Linked DNA regions of Mus musculus: region 2 is linked to region 1. A link is a loop called in an ENCODE intact Hi-C map of the cell type or tissue named here. Cell type or tissue: left cerebral cortex. All regions are shown on one strand. Each heading gives the region's core, and the rest is flanking DNA. Links, peaks and the distances in the headings are about the cores only. Region 1 has its middle 12 kb from the start of Mir680-3. Region 2 holds the start of Gm40385 (a long non-coding RNA gene).

The links. A loop is a pair of places that touch in the nucleus more often than their neighbours do. Peaks named below come from ENCODE experiments on the same cell type or tissue, not always from the same donor. Only the 100,000 strongest peaks of a DNase experiment are listed, where the experiment ranks them.
Region 2: a loop joins it to region 1, with 3 times the contacts of the local background. A loop is called at or near these places in 6 of 42 quality-filtered maps.

Annotation. Positions count from the first base shown.
Region 1 is chr12:35,177,261-35,187,926 of GRCm38, reverse strand. No RefSeq gene overlaps it. Among named protein-coding and RNA genes, the nearest start is that of Mir680-3, 12 kb to the left of the region's middle. In left cerebral cortex, for the core only: CTCF peaks have their summits at 3,467 and 5,042 (motif pointing right); a DNase peak (open chromatin) is centred at 5,038.
Region 2 is chr12:35,017,315-35,027,980 of GRCm38, reverse strand. It overlaps Gm40385 (a long non-coding RNA gene), which reads left to right and starts at 6,413. Exons shown (of 4, transcript XR_872675.1): 1 at 6,413-6,671; 2 at 8,585-8,642. In left cerebral cortex, for the core only: no CTCF peak of the experiment used is centred there; no DNase peak of the experiment used is centred there.

The DNA of each region.
Region 1 (10,666 bases), core at 1,000-8,999:
GTCTAAGAGTCTAGTAGTCCCTGCTCACTCCCACAAGGCTGAGTGTTTCAGCTAGTCTTTTGTATACTCTGGAGAACCAAAGCATAATTGGCAAAATGAGTGCAATCAAGCAAAGAAGGATCAACCCCTTCCTTCTTGTCCTTATATAGGCTCCAGCTGATGGTATGGCCCAGATTAAGGGTACTCTTCAAGATCTGAATTAAATGTGTGTGTCCATCTGGACCAAAAACATATGTCATCCCACCTCAAGCTCTGGACCAAAAATCTGTGTCTTCCAGCCTCAAGATCCATATCACAGGCATGCTTCTGGATTATAGTTCGTTCCAGATAGATAGATAGATAGATAGATAGATAGATAGATAGATAGATAGATAGATAGATAGATAGATAGATAGACAGACAAAACAAAAATCAAGAAGAAAATGAATGAATAGGGAGACAACACCACAGAAGTACAAAAAAAGAACAGGAAACACTCTCTTTTCTCTTTTCTTTTCTTTTTCTTTTCTTCTATAATTGCAACTCTCTTTTTTTATTTAAGAAAATGTCAGCTTAGTATCACTTTTTAAGCAGTGCAGTGGTGGTGGTAACAGTGGTTTCCTTTTGTTTTGCTATTGAATTGTAGGTGCATCAAACATTTTGGATATTAACTTCTTATCCAATGTATCTTGGCAAGTGCTCGCTCCCATTCTGTTTGCCTCTTTACTTGATTTGATTGTTCTTCGTACTACTTACGCAAGCAAACCTTCTAAAGTCACTCCTGAGGTCAACAGTGATCAATGACTACAAATGGCTTGCAAAGGATGGGGCAGACATCACTGAGAAATACGTGCTGCACTGGCAGAAGGGTAACTCCCAGAGATGTGTGTACAGGGAAGAGACCAAGCCAAGAGACCCAGGTTTCTCTTATCAATCAGTCTCTGCTTGCCATTGAGTCCCACGTGCACCCAAGATGTGTGCACTGTCCTCCAGGAACCTGACACGGCAAGAACACCTGTTGATGAGAAGTCATCTGGTCCTGTCTCTGGGCTGCCTACCTCCTAAGTAACAGCCCAATGACTGAAATTTTGTAGGTAGATTGGGAGAGTCTGTCTCTGGATTGTCCTCCTAGTTACTAAAGCATTATTATTTGACCGAAGTTCTGTTCTATACACTTTCTCAATTCTAGAGAATTCTTGGCAACCCCTATAGGTACCTACCACTTTGTGAAAGATAAATTAAGGAAAGCCTCATACTTGTGTCCTAAATTACTGTGCAAAAATGTATGCACCAATGTAAGTTCAAAAGAGGCAGTTACTTCCATTTCAGTTAGAATGTACTTGAGGTAGAATGCAGAAAGCACTACCTCTAAGGAGGCAGGGGAAAGTTCAAATGGTACCTACAATCATGCAGTCAGTAACATGCTGGAAACTAAACACCAGATCTGGTTTCTAGTCCAACAGCATCACACATCCACCCAAACTACACTTGTCTGGAGTGGGCTCCGACAAAACAGTGTTTAGGAAATTCACTAATTAATCCCCTCTGCTAACGAGTAATTGTAAAGGACGATAAGCTTTTATTAGTTGTGCTGAGACCCCATCCTTTCCTAACTACAGCTGCTATTCATTGTTCATGCAAGCTGTCTCACCAAGTGAGCCAACATGCCTCAAGAGGAATCAAAATCAAAGTATATAGGAGTAAACTCTCCAGCTGACACAGGTTCTTATGACCCTGGTCACTGGCTGATTGTGCATAAAAGGGTGTTCAGCATCATTAACCACCAGGGAAAGGCAAAGCAAACCACAATGACCTCACACCTGTCAGATAGGTCATTGTCAAACGTTTACAGGCTACTGGGGGTTGGCGAGGAGGTAGAAGTAAGACTGTCCTTCAGTGCCATTTCTTGGAACAGAAACTGGGATAGCCATTATAGGAAGCCTATAAGGATTACAATTAAGATAGAGCTTTCTCACAGAGCCCAGTAATCTCCTTGTTGCATATCCATTCACTATCTCCAGGAGACAACTGTACTTCCTTAGTCATGGCAATGTTATGCACAGCTAAAATATGGAAATATAAATGAATGCACATATGTCTATGTATATACAGGTATATAGTTAGGCATATATACATGGATGTCTATACATATGTACAAATATAGAATTTGCCTACCATGACTCCAAGGCTTCCAAACTTTCAGTTATAAAAGAATAAATGCTGCAGATGGAATTAAGAGGAAGGGGGTAAGAGGAGAAAGATGGTATAGGAGGGGGATTTCTCAACACAGAATCTATACCTGTAAGACCTTTTAGAAAAGAAGACAGGAAATCAATGTAAGTGACCATTGGTAGGTGATAAAATCAATGAAATATCTATAGACTTGAGAGAGACAGAGAATAAGTTCTGGAGGTTTCACGCACACCCGGCTGACTGCAAAAGCAAGTATACATCCCATAGTTCATATTCACTAAAGCAGAAGCACAAAGTAATTATGTGAGACAATAAATGTGCTAATTAGCTTGATTAAAGCAATCATTTCACAATGTATAGCGTCAAAACTTCACTTTGTAGACATATATTGGCCAGCAAAATAGCTCAGTGGTGAGGGCACTTGCCACCAACCTGAGTTGAATCTCCAAGAACCCATGTAATGGAAGGAGAAAAATTGGTTGCTACAGGTAGTGACTTCTGACCTCCATGTGTGCACTGTAGCACATGTCTACCCCTCCTCCCCAAACATATGCACATACGCTATACCCACGTATAACTAACTAAATAGATAATTTTAAAATATATTTTGTTGTCTCAACCATAGTTCAACAAAGCCAAAAAATTAAAACTAAAGCAGAGAAATAGCAACTCATCCAATGTCAGTAGAAGAAAAAGAGCTGAAACATACACAGTACAACATGTAATGATAGGAGGTGATCCTGATGTATACTTGGATGCATTTAGAAAATGTGTATACAAAACCTTTGCCTCCTCCTGTAACAACCCCGATGTCACAATACACAGACTCAGCAGCAGCAGAACTCGAATGACCCATCCCTCTCGCTCCTAACCTAGCCATGCTGCAGGAGCCATCCCTGTTCGCTCTAACTTAATCATGCTGCAAGACCCATCTCTCTGGCTCCTAACTAAGCTGTGCTGTGGGTTCATCTTTTGGTTAACAAGAACAACAGTAACAACAACAAACACAGAAAGCAGCTTGAGAGAAGCTTTGCTGGGTCTGTGCTCATGTTTGCCTTGCTTCTGGGCCTCAGCACAGAACATCTAGGCAGGGAGCATGCCGTAGAGCATAGGATAGGGTCTCACCCTAGACAGACAAGTGGGCGATGGGGAGGAAGGGTTGGGGGCCCAAACACACCCTCATTCCCTCCAAGGACATCCTTTCCCCCAGACACACCCTTTGGGCAACTAGGATGCATTTCCCAGCAGCCCATTCAGCTATGTGATCTAAACAGCTCTCAACAGCACCATCAGCTGGAGAGTAAGTTTCCCACACATGAGCCTTCTGGACAGATGCGCCCATGCAGACTTGTAGCAAATGGCCAGCTCTGTTCTGCAGCGAGTGCCCTGCACGGGCATAGAGACAACAAACTAAGACATTCATTCTGTCTCAGACCTGAGTAAGTGAAGCACACAGGTAAGTTTATAAAATGACCCCCCAAGGCTGAGAAAGGCGAAAATGAACATATATAATAAATAAAAGAGGGAAAAGCAACCCTTCAACATTGCATCTGCCAATGAGCAATTTGCAAACACAGTCCGCTGCACTAATCACCTCATTGTGGTAAAGTAAGCACCTTGCTCTCTGACCCGAGGAATAAGATGGAAGTGAGAAAGAAGTGGAGCATGAGGCGTGGGTACCAACGGCGGATGGCGCTGTTTTACATATTGAAGGTGGGTGTGTGTTAGGCAGGAATAATCCCTACTGTCCAAACTCTATATTCAATTGACTTACTAGTTTCATAACATTTCAAAGTGAAAAAAAAAAAAAGATTGTTCTGTTTTGTTTTTTTTTTTTTTTTGGGGGGGGGGGAGTGTTTTGCTATTTTCCTAAGGCTGGTCTCCAGCTCCTCCTGCCTCAGACACTTTGAGTCCTAGGGTGCTAAGCACGTGCCATCACAGTCGGCTGACAATAAGACAAACCACATAAACAAAAACAATGGCTCAGCAAGCAAAGGCAAGGAGGCTTACCACAGAGCCTGACACAAAGTGGATCCGAGGGACACACATGGTGGGAGAGAGAACCAATTCAGAAAGCTGTCCTTCCCCACTGGTGGCCATGTGACGTCCGTCTCACCCAACCCCCTTACACACATAAACGAGCGTCAACAACAAAACCTCTTTTAATGGTCAAGTTAAGTCCCGACCTATCAGAAAGACAGAAAGGTTACCTAAGCGACCTTTTAAAGCTTGTCACATTCTGCCCTGAGAACAAGTCTGTCCTGGGTGCAAGGACCATGATTTACAGTCACGTGTTTTGATGCTGCTTGGTCTCTGGGCCTCTGGTTTCACGAGCCCTAAAGCGGTGATTCTCAACCTGTGGGTCACGACCCCTTTGGGGAGGATCACATGTCAGATATTTATATTACATTTCATAACAGTAGCAAACTTATAAAAGCCAAGAAATAATTTTATATTTGGGGTCACCACAACACGAGGAACTGTACTAAAGGGTTTGCAGCGTTAGGAAGGTTGAGAACTACTGCCCTAAATGAAGCTAAGAGTCGCACCCATTCTCTCAGAGTCTTCCCTTTTCTCCTGCTGTGGGAGCGCTCTTGCCGGAGACAAAGCCATAGCTGATGTTTAGTCACATTTTGTGCGACACATCCAAGATTTAGAAATCTAAGCAATATTAACACTGGGAGCAGAAAGGGGAAAGAGATTGTGACTGTGAACACATAGGAATGTTCTGGATCTGAGCTGACTATCGGAGTCACTGTGAAAACTTGTGTTGGCAATATGTGAAAGACCAAGGTGTTTCCAAACTTTAGGTTTCCATTGGGAACAGACCAAGCCATTACACTGAGTTGTCTTTTTCGATTTGGCCACTAGAGGGGGGTGCTGCTTAACAGTTGGAGCCTTCCGGTGTAAGGGACAGTAGAAGGCTAGCTGGCTCCCTCAACTGTTTATCCCAGCACAGGCCAAAAACTAAGAATCTTAGTTTTCAGTTATGGTGAGCCCCTGTCACTTTGTAAAGAAAATCTGAGCAAAAGGTAATTTTTGTCTTCTTTGAAACTCATAGAATGAAACCAGCTATGCCACAAATTCTCCCTCACTCTCAAGCCCCGGCCCTGCCTGGAAAAGATGGCTATTTAAACGAGAGTGCTCATTGCTGTTCTAATACCTATTTTTCGAATTTTGAAAGTTGTCCTACTTCATAAGAGACAGGAAATACTTAAGACAGATTCCCTGGAGCATTACAGGGTATGTAGACATCTAAGGTATATTTCATAGAAGAAACTTATATAACAGTTTGGGTAAAAGAAAAGCCATTCATTTAACTTCAGAATTACAATGACTAAAACCTGAAGGAAAAGGATTTCCAAAATGATTATTTGGGAGGAAAAAATGTTTTTGTGTGTCTTTCCTACAGTGTAATAGCACAGAGGGCTCCTTGCTATACCTGCACTGAAGAAATGCGAATCAGAGATGTACAACTCAAAGGAGATGAAGCACTCACGTGACCTGGATTATTCTCTCAAACTTCTTTATGCCACAAAGTAATTTGAGAACAAATTCTTGAGGAAAACTCCACTCAAAATGAAAGTTAATTCTTAGACAAAATATAATATTCTCACTAAAATTTTAACACTCCACTTGTAATAGCATCAAAGCCAATATGGACATTTTAAGTAGAAAAAAGTCTGCTAAGGGCTGTGGAGAGAGCTGAGTCAGTAAAGTGCTTGAACAGGCGTGAGGGCTTGAGTCGGAGCCCCAGTATCCACCTAAAGTGCTGGTGTGGTAGCAGGTAGGAGTAGTCTCACGGGCTGGGGAGGCAGAGATAGCAGGAGGCCTGGGGCTGGTTGTGCAGCCAGCCTACACAAATTGGTGAGTCCCAGGTCTCAGTAAGAAAGTCTGTCTCAAAAACAAAGTGCAAGGCCTGGAAGATGAGTTCAGTGGGTAAGAGCATTGCTGAGCAAACTGCAGGACTTGAGGACCTGAGCTCAAATCTCCAGCACACACGTTCAAAACAAAACGAACAAACAAACAAACAAACAAAACCTGGAGGTCATATGTCTGTGACCTCTGGGATTGGAGTGCATACAGGGAGATCTTGGGAGATTTCTATAGAGCCAGGTTAGCCAGGTCAGTGGGCTCCCACTTCTCAAAGCAATAATGTAAGGAGTGATAGAAAATACAACCAGCTTGCTCTTGCTTCCATGTGTATGCATATACACATACACACACACACACACACACACACACACACACACACACACACACACGTACCACACATACACCACGAATGCATACACATACCATTCCCCACATACAAATAACTTCTTTAAAATGTGTGTGGTGAGCATGCACACCTGCATACTTATAGGAAAAAAAAAAGAGGGCACTGGGTTTCTTCTATCGGCCTCCACCTATTCCATTGAGGCAATAACTCTGAAGAAACCTAAAGACATAGGAAGTCTCTGTGTAACCCTGGGGTTCATTTCCTCAGCTAGCCTAAAAGCCAACAAACCCCAGATCCTCTTGACTCCACCCCTGCTTGTAACTGGGGTCACATGTATGCAGCTGATACTCAGGGATTTGAGGCTCTGGGATCAAATACTCTGGTCTTTGAGGTTGTACAGCAAGAACTTTAACCCCTGAGAGCTTTTGATCCCTCTACAATGTCTTATTTTCAAGTGGGTGACTCTGAAGGAATGGCACTTAAGATTATCTTCCTATCTCTACAAACATGCCCACAATATGTGTGTGCATACCTGCACACACAAAATCACACCATACACACATGCATGTAAGATAAATAAAATCTGCTAGATGTGTGCGCTGAGGATTATAACATAGCATTGAAAGACACGAAGGAAACCAAAAGAAGTAGGAAGGAATTTCAGGTTCACATACTCGAAGACATTTGCTAAGATCTTACAAACTGGTAAAAACCATTAGGTATCCTAAGGTGACCTCCAGATTCAACCCTGTTCCTACCCATACCCAACTCTCAGTTAGTTATTGCTTTCAGAGGCGCTACAGATATTCAACACTTAGTAGTCAGACACAGGACAACGGAGCTGATCATAACACAACTTTACAGTTCAGTGCAGAGCCGCACTGATCCATCTGTACAATATAGGCACAGACATGCGCAGAGATAAATAGAGCAAAGAGTCCAGCAATAAATCTGAGCATTTATGATCGATTGGTCTATGACAAGCATCCCAAGATATCACAACAGAAGAGAGCTTTCGACAAATGCAGCTGAGACAACTGCTATCCATGGACAAAAGAATGTTCCCATCACAAAAATGTAAGTGAGAATGGATGAGAACACAATGGCTGAATGTACAGGAGGACAAAACATCTGGCTGGGAAGTGCTGCTGGAAACAGCCCAACTTTGAATTAAGCAATAGTTTCTTACGTGTGACAGAGAAAACAAGAGGAACAAATACAAAAATGGGTATTGACCAAAATTAAATTCATATGCACTATGAAATGAACTATTAGGAAAAAAGTTTTTAAAAGACTACCTACAGAGTTGGAGACAATACTTAAAATGTGTATGAGTCTACTACCTAGAATCTAGAAAGAACTAGACACAGAGAGTAGGGAAGCAATGATGATTTTGACATTGGGCAAGAGTTTGAAATCGTGACCAGCGAGCTTGAAAAGACATTCAATATCCTTACTCATCAGTGAAAATATAAGTGGGGTACCACTTGCTCCCCACCAGGATGGTGTGCTAAGGCATACATGCTTGAAAAATGCATAGAGGAGCGAAACTTATACACTGCTGATGGGAATGTCATATCCTTTACAAAGCAGTTTTCCAGCACTGGGGTCAGAGGTGGGGGCAGGGGGCTGAACCCAACAATCCCGTTCCTCAGAGGACTGGGGCAGCTGATGACTGAGAGTGAACGCGGGATAATAGGAAATAAGCAGATACAAATCCTTGCAGGTGAACTGGTGCACAGGTGCCCACGGTGGCGTTGCCATGGTCCCCAGCATCTAAATGGCCTCAATGGACATGGAAGAACATGTGGTGAATTAAACATGAAACAAGCCCATACAGCCAGGAAAGAGAATAATTCAGGGGTCAAGCTTTTTAGCTTCCATGTAAACGTATATAACTATCCCTAATCATTTTTGTCTTCCCATGAGAAAAGTTACCATTTGGAAATACTTAAGAAGTGTGTGTGTGTGTGTGTGTGTGTGTGTGTGTGTGTGTGTGTGTGTGTGTTTACTGAATAAAACTGAGTTGATTTTCTTTTACTTCATTTTACAATCCTTATAGATGCTAATGTATACTTTAAAAATCCAGTCCGTTAAGCTTGCTAGTATGTAATGACACTTACAGGCAAGTTGCTGTGAAAAAATTAAATAGCAAAAACCCCAGTGGGGCAGGCAGAAGACAAGTGTCAAACCACTGGGTTCTCTTGTCAATAATATACTTGCTGGCAGCAGTCTGAAAAACTGGCTCAGAGGAGTAGACATCTGAGATGCTGAGGTCCACTACATCACCTTGCCTGTCTAAAGCTAAGGAGAGTTATAAAACTTCCATACAGCCCGGGTTTTGAAGCAGCCAATTTGAAAGCACCTTTGCTGACGGCACTCACTGGCTGTGGACAGTGGCTCTTGCTGCAGCTTCTTCCTATCCAGCCTGGCAGACTAACAGTGATCTCAAAAGGTGAATAGAGCTGGAACCCAGGTGAGGACATCCTCCAGGCAAAAACTTGCCTGTGCCCCACAACCACCGCGTCTAGTGCTTCCTCATTAAACAGGTCCCCGAGCTAAGTAGCAGCCTAACGTGCTCAGGGAGGAAATGAGACCGGAGAAGACAGAATCCCTCTGTCAATCTATCCCACTGGATTGTACAGTATGTTGTTATTACCAATGGATTGTACAGTATGTTGTTATTACCAATATGGAGGACCAATATAGACTTCGAAGGAAGCAGTTTGATGGCCTTTCTCATACTCTCCCACAACTGGTCCAGATGGAGAGCACCCCTTTTGACCCCCAAAGCTTGTCACCACTCCTGCAAAGGTACCATGCTCTGGTCTCCAACATTGTAACTTTTACTTTGCTTTAAACTTGAAATGGGGCATCGAGATGGAGCACTTGCCACACCCATGCAAAGGCCTGGGTTTGATCTCCAGCGTGGCGAAAACACCCAGAGGCACTCATGTGCCCTATTTGTATTTGTCACTTTTGCCAAGTACTAAGGTTCCTCTAAATCCATCTGCATGGTGAGCAAGGTTGTTGCTATGGACATGGGATGATGCTTCCTGCACCCTGAACAGCACATTTCACTTCAGTTCCTCTCTCTATAACTCTTCTCCAGGCTGATGCAACTCTACACATTTGCTAAGTAGTTTCTGTTGAATAAACTGTGTTCATGTATCTTCATGTTTCTCATTCCTCTCGTTTAAGATCTGTTACGGTGTTCACACATCAAGGTAATCGTCATAACTAGGAGTGCAAATGTGTTTTGGTTCAAGGATCCAAGGCAGTCCTTCTTTGCTTGTGTAGGTCTGTCTCTTTATAGGGGTCCAACCCCAGATCCCTTGACTCCAAAGTTGCCCTTAGCACACCCCTCATTATAACCAGTGGGAAACGAAAGGTGTGAGCACCGGAGGTTGTTGAGTCAGACAGCCTAGAAAGGCAAAGCTTGTTCCTGTGCCCACACCCTCCACAAACTGTCACAGGCACCCTCACTGCAGAAATTCTTGGGAAATGCAGTCAAACTGGGAAGCCACTTAACAGGGGTAGTGGTGAGCAGCTGATATTCTCTCCCTGGTGTGAAGTCTGCTATACTCCGCCATTCTAAAGTGTATTCTCAGGCCAGTCAGCGGCACCCGGTTATGCTATCAAGCAAGGGCAAACACAAGCCCTTTCTGATGCTACCACACCATGAGTGTCACGTGGGACAGCTGTGGGGCTGCATTAAGATACATGTGTACATAAAGTTCCTATGTGCTCAACCTGGTGTGTAGTAGGTCTACAGTACATGCTAGTTTCCTTTCAAACATTTTCTGGCACAGTTTTGATAACTTTTATTTCTACTCTTCCATATCCTTCTATTTGGTGCATAAGGGTATTTTTATGAAAAGCTACGTCTTCCTTTGCACTGAGCGACACACATGGTTTCCAAGAGTTTGTCTTGGGGCTGAAGTTTGGTTTTCCTCTTGTGTCTCCTGTCCAGCATGTTTAAGTACCATCAAGCCCTCTCCAGATGTCAGATAGGACAAATGCCTGTTCACCCAGGATCTCTGTCCCCAGCCCTTCCCTTCCTCCTGCCTTTCTTGTCTTGTGTCCGTAGTAGTCCTTCCTATCTCTTTGCCTTCCTTGTGTCCCTCATCTCCTCCTTGTGGGCAGCAGCTTGGTCACTGTGAGACAGACACTAATGACACATTTAAAAGGTGACAGAAGCTTTGTGAGGAACGTGACCTGCACACTAATAAAATGTAGATTCCAAGATTTCTGACTCAGAGGGTCTTACTA
Region 2 (10,666 bases), core at 999-8,998, 160 kb after region 1:
AGAAAATGGTAAAATATAAGAACCTATCTTGTTCTCTTGTGATGCTAGCTATCAAGCAGAAAAATAATTGAACTTGAAAAAGCAAAATAACATGCTCCCAACCATTCACATTCAATGCCTTTACTTCAGGAAAAGCTAAAGCAATTTCAGAGGGCGATTTTTGTCTGAAAAGTAATTTATTGCTTGGGTAAGCATGACACATGGGGCTTTGTGAGCCCTGCTCACCTGACTGGAGCAATATTATGCCAGCCTTTGTAGTTTGGGTTCACTATACCTAGTGCACTAAAAAGAATTCTTTGAATCTCCCTTGGAATATAATGCACACAATAGTATATAATATAGTGCTTTCATTTAAAGTAAATTTGTTTTAGAATTTAAAGTTTTTTTAGAACTAAAACTCTACCACCTCAGACCCAAGAGACAACATTATAAATAACCTAAAGTGAGCCCAAAATACTTAAGGCTTTTCACAGGAAGACAACTAGAGTAATAAGCACAGCTCCTGACAACCACAGGGAGGCTAAAGCTTGTAAAGCAACTGGCCCATTTTATGAAGAATTTTGCCACTTTCAATGTGTATGATTAGTTGAAACTTAGTGTCACGTCTTAAAAAAAATCACATAAGTCATTAAAAGTTGCCATCTGACGAGCATTAATTGCCACAAAGAAAGAAATTCTATCTTCAAGTCTACAACTGAAGCTTGTTCGTATGGGTGATCCAGCTTAGTTTGACTTATAAAGCTCTACTATTTTGCAGTATATTTGTCTTCATAAATCTCTCTTACTCTATTAGCTACTTTAATAGATAGATACGCTTAACAATAAAACCATATTGAAACATAGATGAAAGAGGCACAGAGAGAGAATAAGTCCTGTAGGTGTATGGGCACAGCAAGGTGAAGGAATTGGTCCCTTAGCATTCCTTACAGTACTCAAATCTTCCTTGTAGGCACTTGTGATAGGTTTGCTAACTAGCATGCTATTGGTTCAGCTCTTAAAGGGGAAAGTTAAATCCGGAGAAACACAGTTTGGAACAGTGCTATGTAAGTCACTGATTTTATCAGATGCTCACTCACTTGTAATTGTCTTCTACAAAATACCTTACGGTGACACAAGTATTGTCCTAAACAATGAAGTGTAAAACTGAGCTTAAGGCTGTAGTTGTCAACAGGTCTCACATGCTCACAAAGACAGAAGCTGTAAGCTTGGGGCCTGTGTGGGTCTATGCCAGGTCCTCTGCATACATGTTATGACTGTTAATTTAATGTTTCTGTGGGACTCCTAACAGTGAGAGCAGCTGTATCTCTGACTCTTTTGCCTGCCTTTGGGACTCTTTTCCTCTTATAGGGTTACTTTGTCCCCAGGCTCAATAGGAAGGCGTTTGCCTTGTCTTACTCTATCTTGTTTTGTCCTGTTTGACTGTCATCTCTTAGAGACCAGCTCTTTTCTGAAGAGGAAATGTATCTGAGGGTTTGGATCTGGGGGAGGGGTAAGTAAGGGGGGTGACTAGGAAGGGTGGTGGAAGGAAAATCGGTGGTTGGGGTATAAAAACAAATGTTAAAAAGCAAATGTTAAAAAACAAACACAGAAACCCTGAGTTTGTTACCAGCTATTCTTTTGTGACATGCAGATGGAGTTTGAGTGAACAATCCACAGATCTCCGTGGTAACTCATTACCCAAGGCTTTATGAGTACCAAGGCGTCTGTGAAACACATCATTCATGCCTAGATAACCCAGCAAAGAGTTAGAATGCTGTCACCTTTGTACTGTAGCAGAGAAAAGTATGAGCAAATGACACGCAATTTGCTAGGCTTAGTACAGTTTCCCAAGCATAGGGAAATAATCAACAAAAAGGGAAGTATGGCCAGGCATAGAGGAACATGCCTTTAACCCCTTCACTGGGTGGTGAGAGTTGAGAGAATGTCTCTGTGAGTGCAAAGCCAGTTGGTCTACATAGCCTGTTCCAGGCCCTTGCTTTCCGAAGTGGCTCATGGAGATGTGGGGTTCAACTCTCTAACACAAGGATTACAACTCTATACCATCAAGCCTGGCTTTGTTTTATGTGAGTGCTAGTAATCAAACTCAGGTTCTCACACTTGGGTAGTAAAGCACTTTTCCAAGGGAGCTACCCCTTTACCCCAGTAAATTTATAATTTTACTTAGATATAATAATTTAAACTAATGTAGACAGTGACTATTCATGAAAGCCAGTTTGGAATTGTTTATAAAGCAGAAGATGATAGACTTATATGATGCAATTTATAGGACGAGCACATTGTGAATGAGCTGTAGAAACATTGAACTTCAGGTAGAGATGCTACTGATCACATACTTGCCACACCACAGGGATTGCATGAGCACCGTTGCTTTTGAGGGCTTTGCCCTCTGTTAAAATGAACTTCCAGACTGAAAGGCCTGTCTTTGTATGCAGAGGTCCTACACAAAATGTGATGTGATGAATATTTGTGCAGTTGGTTAACTTACTGTTGAACAACAAGGAACTGTTCTCAGGTGAAAATTTACCTTCGAATCACTTCTCAAGGTTTGTATAAAACACATACCCAATCCTCACTCCCAAGTCTACACACAAGACTAGACTTTAAAAGTTCTACAAATTGGGAAACATTTCCATAGTACAATGTATATAGATATGGATATGGATATAGATTGGATATAGAAGTAGATACAGATACAGATACAGGTACAGATACAGATACAGGTACAGATACAGGTAAAGTTACAGGTACAGGTACAGGTACAGGTACAGATACAGATACAGATACAGATGATACAGATGATACAGATGATACAGACACAGACACAGACACAGACACAGACACAGACACAGACACAGACACAGACACAGACACAGACACAGACACAGACACAGACACAGACACAGGTACAGGTACAGGTACAGGTACAGGTACAGGTACAGGTACAGGTACAGGTACAGGTACAGGTACAGATACAGATACAGATGATACAGATGATACAGATGATACAGACACAGACACAGACACAGACACAGACACAGACACAGACACAGACACAGACACAGACACAGACACAGACACAGACACAGGTACAGGTACAGGTACAGGTACAGGTACAGGTACAGGTACAGGTACAGGTACAGATACAGATACAGATGATACAGATACAGATGATACAGATACAGATACAGATGATACAGATACAGATGATACAGATACAGATGATAGATACAGATACAGATAGATACAGATACAGATACAATATAGATAAAAAGTCCTGGAAGCAATGTTGGCAATGCCAGGAACAAGGCAAGGGTGGCAATTAGCTTCATGGCTACTCAACTAGAATTGGAGTCTTTAGATAATTCAATCCAAACAGAGACAATAAAAAGTATAAGACTTGGAAAAGAGCAAAACTCTAGTTACAGATACTATGTTGGTAATTTAGACTACATAATGATGCTGAGGTTAGTAAAACTTTTAAAATGGATTAGAGATTAGAGTCACTTAAAATGGATAGTTTGCACCCATAGAAACAATAACCACTTAAGTTATGTAATTTAAGGGAAAAAAGTTAATGAGAACAGAAATGAAGTCTTTAGAGGTCTTAAGGGGGAAAATGTACTAAATTTCCTTAAGGAAATGCTTTGAAGCATTCTTATATTCTGAAAGTATACCTGAAAGAGTTGAAAGACATTCCTAGTTTATGGAAAGAAAAACTCAAAACACAATGGGCAAATTTCTTCAAAGCTAATATGTTTAAAATAATCTGAAATTATTATTGTTTGATAGAGACAGACTAATCATAAAGTTCATATAGAAAAATACAAATATTCCAAATAAAGACAATCTAATGAGTTGAGGCTAGCTTTATACGATATAATTATACCATAAAATTTCTATAATTAAAAAATGTGCAATGTGGATGCGTGAATAGAGAGACCAGTGGAACAGAATGTCAAATCCAGAAATAGGTCCAAGTACATATAGAATGTAGGAAATGAAAAACCATGCCAACTTAAATAAGTTGAAGAAATGATAGATTCTTTAGAAAAATATATTTAAAATGTAGAATTTTAGAAAAATGACAAATTTAGCCTCATACTTCATCCATACAAAAGAGAGATCCCTAGATACATCTGCTATCTGTGAAAAATGAAATCACACAGAAACTCAAGGAAAACTTGAGTAAGATTTATTTAAAACATGAATGTAAGTGAAGCTTTTCTAATAAGACTTCAGATTTCTAATAATTCACAGAAAATATTTTTCTTTGTGGTGCTTATTGCTGAAGCCTTGGTCTGTTCTCACCAGAACAAGAAAAGCCAGTAAAAGGTATCTAGGGTAATCCGTGAAGTCAACTACAGGACTGGCTAGTTAAGAGTGCCCAAAAGGACTGGGCAGAGCTGTCTACATGTGTGCAGCCTACTCCTGCCCTCATTTCGTTCAACTGGGACTCTGCCCTTGCATTCAGACCTCATCCTCCTCCAAAACTAGGGCATCTAGCATGTTATTCTTGTACTAAGAAACCTTGTGTAGCAGTTTCTAGAATCTTCCTGCAATCACATTGTGTCTTTGCCCTTATTTCCCCATACCATTAATTATTGACTAAGACCTGCTGTGCAATAGCCCAGAACCTGATTATCATCAAATTAGTTTCTTCAGGTATTTGTATATCTTTTTAGATACTACGCATATCCTGGGTTATATGAGCCTTTGTTTTGCTTGCCATCTCTATACTAACTGTACCATTGACTCTGTTCAAATGATAACTTCTGTTCAAATCAAGCCCAAGGGTTGTTTTGGGGTGTTGTTGTTGTTGTTTTTTTTTTTAAACCTTTCTCTCTGGTCTACTGGTCGTGCTTCCTCAGTCAGACTTAGGTAATTCTCTACCCTCAATGGCCCTTGCCCATGAAATACTGTCTTTCTTCTCTTCCTTAAGTAGTCCTTGTTGCTAGAATTAGATAGCTGGGCCCACTGTTTTCTAACCCTTGCCTTGTCTAAATTACCAAATTGCTTTTGATTGAACTGTGGTAGACAATATAATGTAGTTATATTATATTGTAGTTATATTTATTATATTATATTATATTATATGCATGCTAGTCAATTTTCTGATACTATAAGAAATACTTTTAATCATCAACCTTATGAAGAGAAAAGGTTTGTTTTAACTCACAGGATTGGATCTTCCAGTCTATGGGAAAAACCTTTTCCACAAATGTTTGGTTATCAAAAAGAAGCAAGAGAAGAAACTAGGGCCCCTTATTCCCTTTAGGGGCATATCACAGTGTCCTAAAACCTCCCAGTAGGCTTTATTTCTTAGGTTCGCACCGCGTTCTAATAGTGCTAAGCTGGGAAATATACATTGACTCTGTGGACCTTTGGGAGACATTCTAAATCCAAATTATAAGAGAAAGGGATAAAAGCAACGTTGAGGAAAATACACGCAAAAGCACTATTATTTAGGTAACATTTTCACAAAAGTGTTGTAGAGTTCACAGATCACACAGATGGTTTTGTAGAAGAATTGTCGAGGAAAAGAAATTCCCCAGTTATTTCAGCCTGCACCACCTTGTCTGTCTGCACCACTGAGCCACTGCTGACCTGCGAGGGCATTTACATGAAGAGTGTACTTTTGTTGCTTCTCTCGCTGCGGTGACGGAACTCCTGACAAAATCAATTTAAGGAAGATTTGTTTTGGCTCATGGTTGGAGGGCATCCAGGCCATCGCGGTGGAGAAGGCGTGGCGTAGGAGTGCCGAGCTGGCTGGTCACAGGATTTAGTCAGGAAGCAGAGAGAGGAGAGGATTAGCACTCAGCTTGATCTCTTCCTTGGTTTGGTCTGGATCATTAGTCCTCCAGATGGTCCCTCCCACTTTCAGGGTGGGTCTTTTTCACTTAATTGTCTCAGGAATGCCCTCACAGGAACTCCTAGAGGTGTCCCCTATGTGATTCCAGTCCAGACACCTTGACAATGAAGATACCATCACATTGAGCAATAAGTCTACACTACTTACTATCACACTATATTCTCTCTTGACTGATGTATGTATCATCTTTTCATCTTAAGCTGAAAATTATTTCTGAAGTCACTATGCTGTGCTAGGCATCAGTGCTAGGGAACATGGAGAGAAAAACAATCCGATTTTCCCCAATATTACAATAGGGCCCTTGTGTCTCAATTTGTTGTGAGATCCAGGAGTAATAAATGTGAGTAATAAACAAGAGAGCCCAAATGAGGGGGGGGGGGAATGGGGAATCAGCTTAAGGCAAGGCTTATAACATACAAGTACAAACTAGCTAGAAAAATCAGGGGCTGGGGAAGGCAGGTCAATTGGGCAGCCAGAACATGAAATGTGAAGTTCAGCTTCACGAAGCACGGGACGCTCTGATGACTCACCGATCTATAACAATACACAGATCAGTATTTTGATATGTTGTTTGTTGTAGCTGGGGCTAGGAGGCAGGAAGTCAGCTCAAAAACAAGCGAGCTCATGACGCAAGGCAACATTATCATTTAATTTCTCTGTGTCCTGTTTACCCACTCTTAAAGATGAAAGCGCTGACCTGCTTCACACAGATGCCATCCAAGGGATACTTAGAGTGCTCTGGAGACACCACGCCCTTAGCAGCAGCCCAACTTTCTCGTGAACCAGGCTGATGAAAGACAAGGTGGGTTTTTAAACCTTCAGGCTTGAACCAGTGTAGAGAGGAGCCTGTTTTTTCCTGAGATCGTGAAGGACTGTCTACTGGTGTGTCTTTAGTGCTCTCAGCCGAAAGGGGATGGAAAAGATTCCATGTCTCCGTGGGAAGAAGAGATGCTTCACAGATGACACAAAAATATTGAAAGCAAACAACACTGAAAGGAATACAGACAAGGATATCTTATTTCACTCTTTCAACTTGAAATGCCTATGGCAATGGTGGTGGCGGTATCTGGAAAGATCCATTAGGAAAGCAGAGTTGGGCTGGAGAGATGGCTCAGCTGTTAAGAGCAGTGTCTGCTCTTTCAAAGGTTCTGAGTTCAATTCCCAGCAACCACATGGTGGCTCACAACCATCATGGATCACAATAGGATCGAATGTCCTCTTCTGGTATACCTAAAACAGCTACAGTGTACTACTATAAATATTATAAATAAGTCTTTAAAAAAAAGAAATAAAGAAAAGCAGAGTTATGTACACTTCCTAAGTGGGCTTGTCCTATTATTTTTTTACATGCCATACTAGTCACATTTTAAAGATAATTTTAAAATTATAGTTTTATTTTTGATTATGTGTAAATAATATGCATGTAGGTCTGTGCCTATTAGTTCAGTACAGAAGAAGGCATCGGATCCCTTAGAGACTTAGACTGTGTAAGCCACCTGATAGCAGTAATAAAAAACAAACTCAGATTTTCTACAAGATCAGTACTCTCTTAACTGCTGACCCAGATCTCTAGCCTTCCTAGTCACATTCTTAATAGTCCGGTCATAGACACATCTGCAGGGCACCCATGAGAAGGGTACATGATGTTTATACAACATGTACCATGTGCCTATCACGAGGCTAGGCATTTACTTTTTATCATCTCATGGAATCTTCAAATTTATGACTCATGACATATCCATGTATATACATATGTGCTAATTGATTCCTTAATTGAAAGACAGCAGATTGTAAGTATATACTTTTCTTACATTTCCTTATGTATAGACTGGACAGTCATCTTATTGGTATGACTTCACAAAGACTAAAGATTTCATTTAAGCATGCGGTATTGACATAGAATTTACTTATCACCTGCTTCCGATAGAAAATAGCCTTTGTACTCTGCAGATTAACTTACTTTTCATAAGGCCTAGCAAAAAATTTAATCTGATGGTGAGTAGATGTTATCTAGAGTCAGGAATTATCAGAATGAGAAATTGGAAGAGATTAAACAGGGAAAAGGCGGGGCCCAGAGTTCAGCATCTTTATCAGTTCAAGTGGCAGTCAACCAAAGTTGTAATTGGGTTAGAAAAGACATAGTAATTGGCATAAAAGAAAAGGCAATCTTAGAAAAGGAAAAGATTCACCTTGCATTTGAATCGTGACACTGGTTAGAGGGAGAAAAGGGAACATGTGTGGCCAGGGACCACAGAACCACACAAGTTATAGAATCTGGGATTTAAATGGAATTCCAGCTTCATTTTTTCCCTTTTTCCCCCCCTTTTTTTCTTTGTGTGTAAAATCACATGCATATGTGTGGGGAACAACAACAAACAAAATCAACCTAAGATCACATTTCTCAGGAGCCATCCACCTTGAGTTTTAAGACAAGGTCTCCAATTTGTGGAGGCTGGCTGGCTAGCAAGTCCTGGGGATTTGCAAGGCAAGCACTTTACTGATGGCGTCTCCCCAGCCCTGAAATCCCAGATTCCCTAATCCACAGCCTTGCTGGCATCGCTCAGTTTTGCAGTGATGGAATAATCTGAGTGCTTGGTGCTTTGTTACTATCCCTGGTTGGGCTGGCTTTCCAGAATCCTTTTGGAGCACCCTTGAGCTAGGCTTGCTTATGGTTTTTTTATTTTTTATTTTGATTTTGTTTTGTTTTGTTTCGAGATTTATGGCTGAAAAGAAAAGTCGGCTGACTGCAGAGGCCTGGTAGCAGCATTGCCTGGTAAGTGGTCTGCTCTGGAGTAGTTGTGGAGTTCAGATTCCAACCTCACTGCTCGTTGACTGTGCTCTTTTGAGAATGACTCAACTCTGTGCACAGGTTCCTTTATTTGTAGGATAGGAATTATAACATCTTGCTCTGGGAACTTTTTTCTTCTAAGATGAAATGAGATAGAACTGTAAGTGTGTGGACTATTGCCTCTCCCACAGTAAGTATCTATGCCAGGCTGTACGATTTCATCATAAACGGCAGGAAACTGCTAGGCAAGCTGACTTAGTGAATGAGGCACAATAGTAAAGTACATGGAGTGAGCGAAGGCAGTGTAACCATGTAGAAATACCTAGGGGGAGACGGGTGCCAGTTTTGCCTGTTCTGCTGCGGTTTGAGGCAGTTGGAATACAGGAGTATTACAGATGGTGAAAACTATAGAAGGGGTAAACGTAGGAGAAACAAGGGCAACAGGAAGACATAGTGGGCCTTCTCCTCTGCTCTTTGGTCACGCCCACTTGACAAACCACAACAGGAATGGGAAGCAGCAGGGGGAGCAGCAGCCTCTCAGGACTCCCGGTAATTTTTTTTCTCTTTTTTTTTATTAGGTATTTTCCTCGTTTACATTTTCAATGCTATCCCAAAAGTCCCCCATACCCACCCCCCCACACTCCCCTACCCACCCACTCCCCCTTTTTGGCCCTGGCGTTCCCCTGTACTGGGGCATATAAAGTTTGCAAGTCCAATGGGCCTCTATTTGCAGTGATGGCCGACTAGGCCATCTTTTGATACATATGCAGCTAAAGACAAGAGCTCCCGGGTACTGGTTAGTTCATATTGTTGTTCCACCTATAGGGTTGCAGATCCCTTTAGCTCCTTGGGTACTTTCTCCAGCTCCTCCATTGGGGGCCCTGTGATCCATCCAATAGCTGACTGTGAGCATCCACTTCTGTGTTTGCTAGACCCCGGCATAGTCTCACAAGAGACAGCTCTATCTGGGTCCTTTCAGCAAAATCTTGCTAGTGTATGCAATGGTGTCAGCGTTTGGAAGCTGATTATGGGATGGGTCCCTGGATATGGCAATTACTAGATGGTCCATCCTTTCGTCACAGCTCCAAATTTTGTCTCTGTAACTCCTTCCATGGGTGTTTTGTTCCCAATTCTAAGAAGGGGCAAAGTGTCCACACTTTGGTCTTCGTTCTTCTTGAGTTTCATGTGTTTTGCAAATTGTATCTTATATCTTGGGTATCCTAAGTTTCTGGGCTAATATCCACTTATCAGTGAGTACATATTGTGCGAGTTCATTTGTGATTGGGTTACCTCACTCAGGATGATGCCCTCCAGGTCCATCCATTTGCTTAGGAATTTCATAAACTCATTCTTTTTAATAGCTGAGTAGTACTCCATTGTGTAAATGTATCACATTTTCTGTATCCATTCCTCTGTTGAGAGGCATCTGTGGGATTGCAAGCTTGTACAACCACTCTGGAAATCAGTCTGGCGGTTCCTCAGAAAATTGGACATAGTACTACCGGAGGATCCCGCAATACCTCTCCTGGGCATATATCCAGAAAATGTCCCAACCGTTAAGAAGGACACATGCTCCACTATGTTCATAGCAGCCTTATTTATAATAGACTCCCGGTAATTTTATACCCTCTAAAGAGTCCTCAGAATTCCAAGCAGGAACTACCTCTAGCTGGCAGAATCACACCCTTGCCAGAGCACCAGACGAAGCACAGATAGCTGCTGTGGATACTCTAGAGGAAGCAGCCTCATCTTCCACACCTGGGATTAAAGCAAAAACATATGCACATAACATAGATAAGGGCAAGGGAAAGACAGCATGTGTCCATGTGTCTTCTCAAATAGAGAATATAGATGTAAACATGTGATGTGAAAGCTACGTGGGTGGAGGCGTGGCATGCTACTGGGATTAAAGGAGGGGGAACCAGAGGCTGGGAGAAGGGAGACAAGCAAGGGTAAGGAGGGTGAATAAATGTAAGCTTATTACTCTATAAATCACTGCTGATTTACAC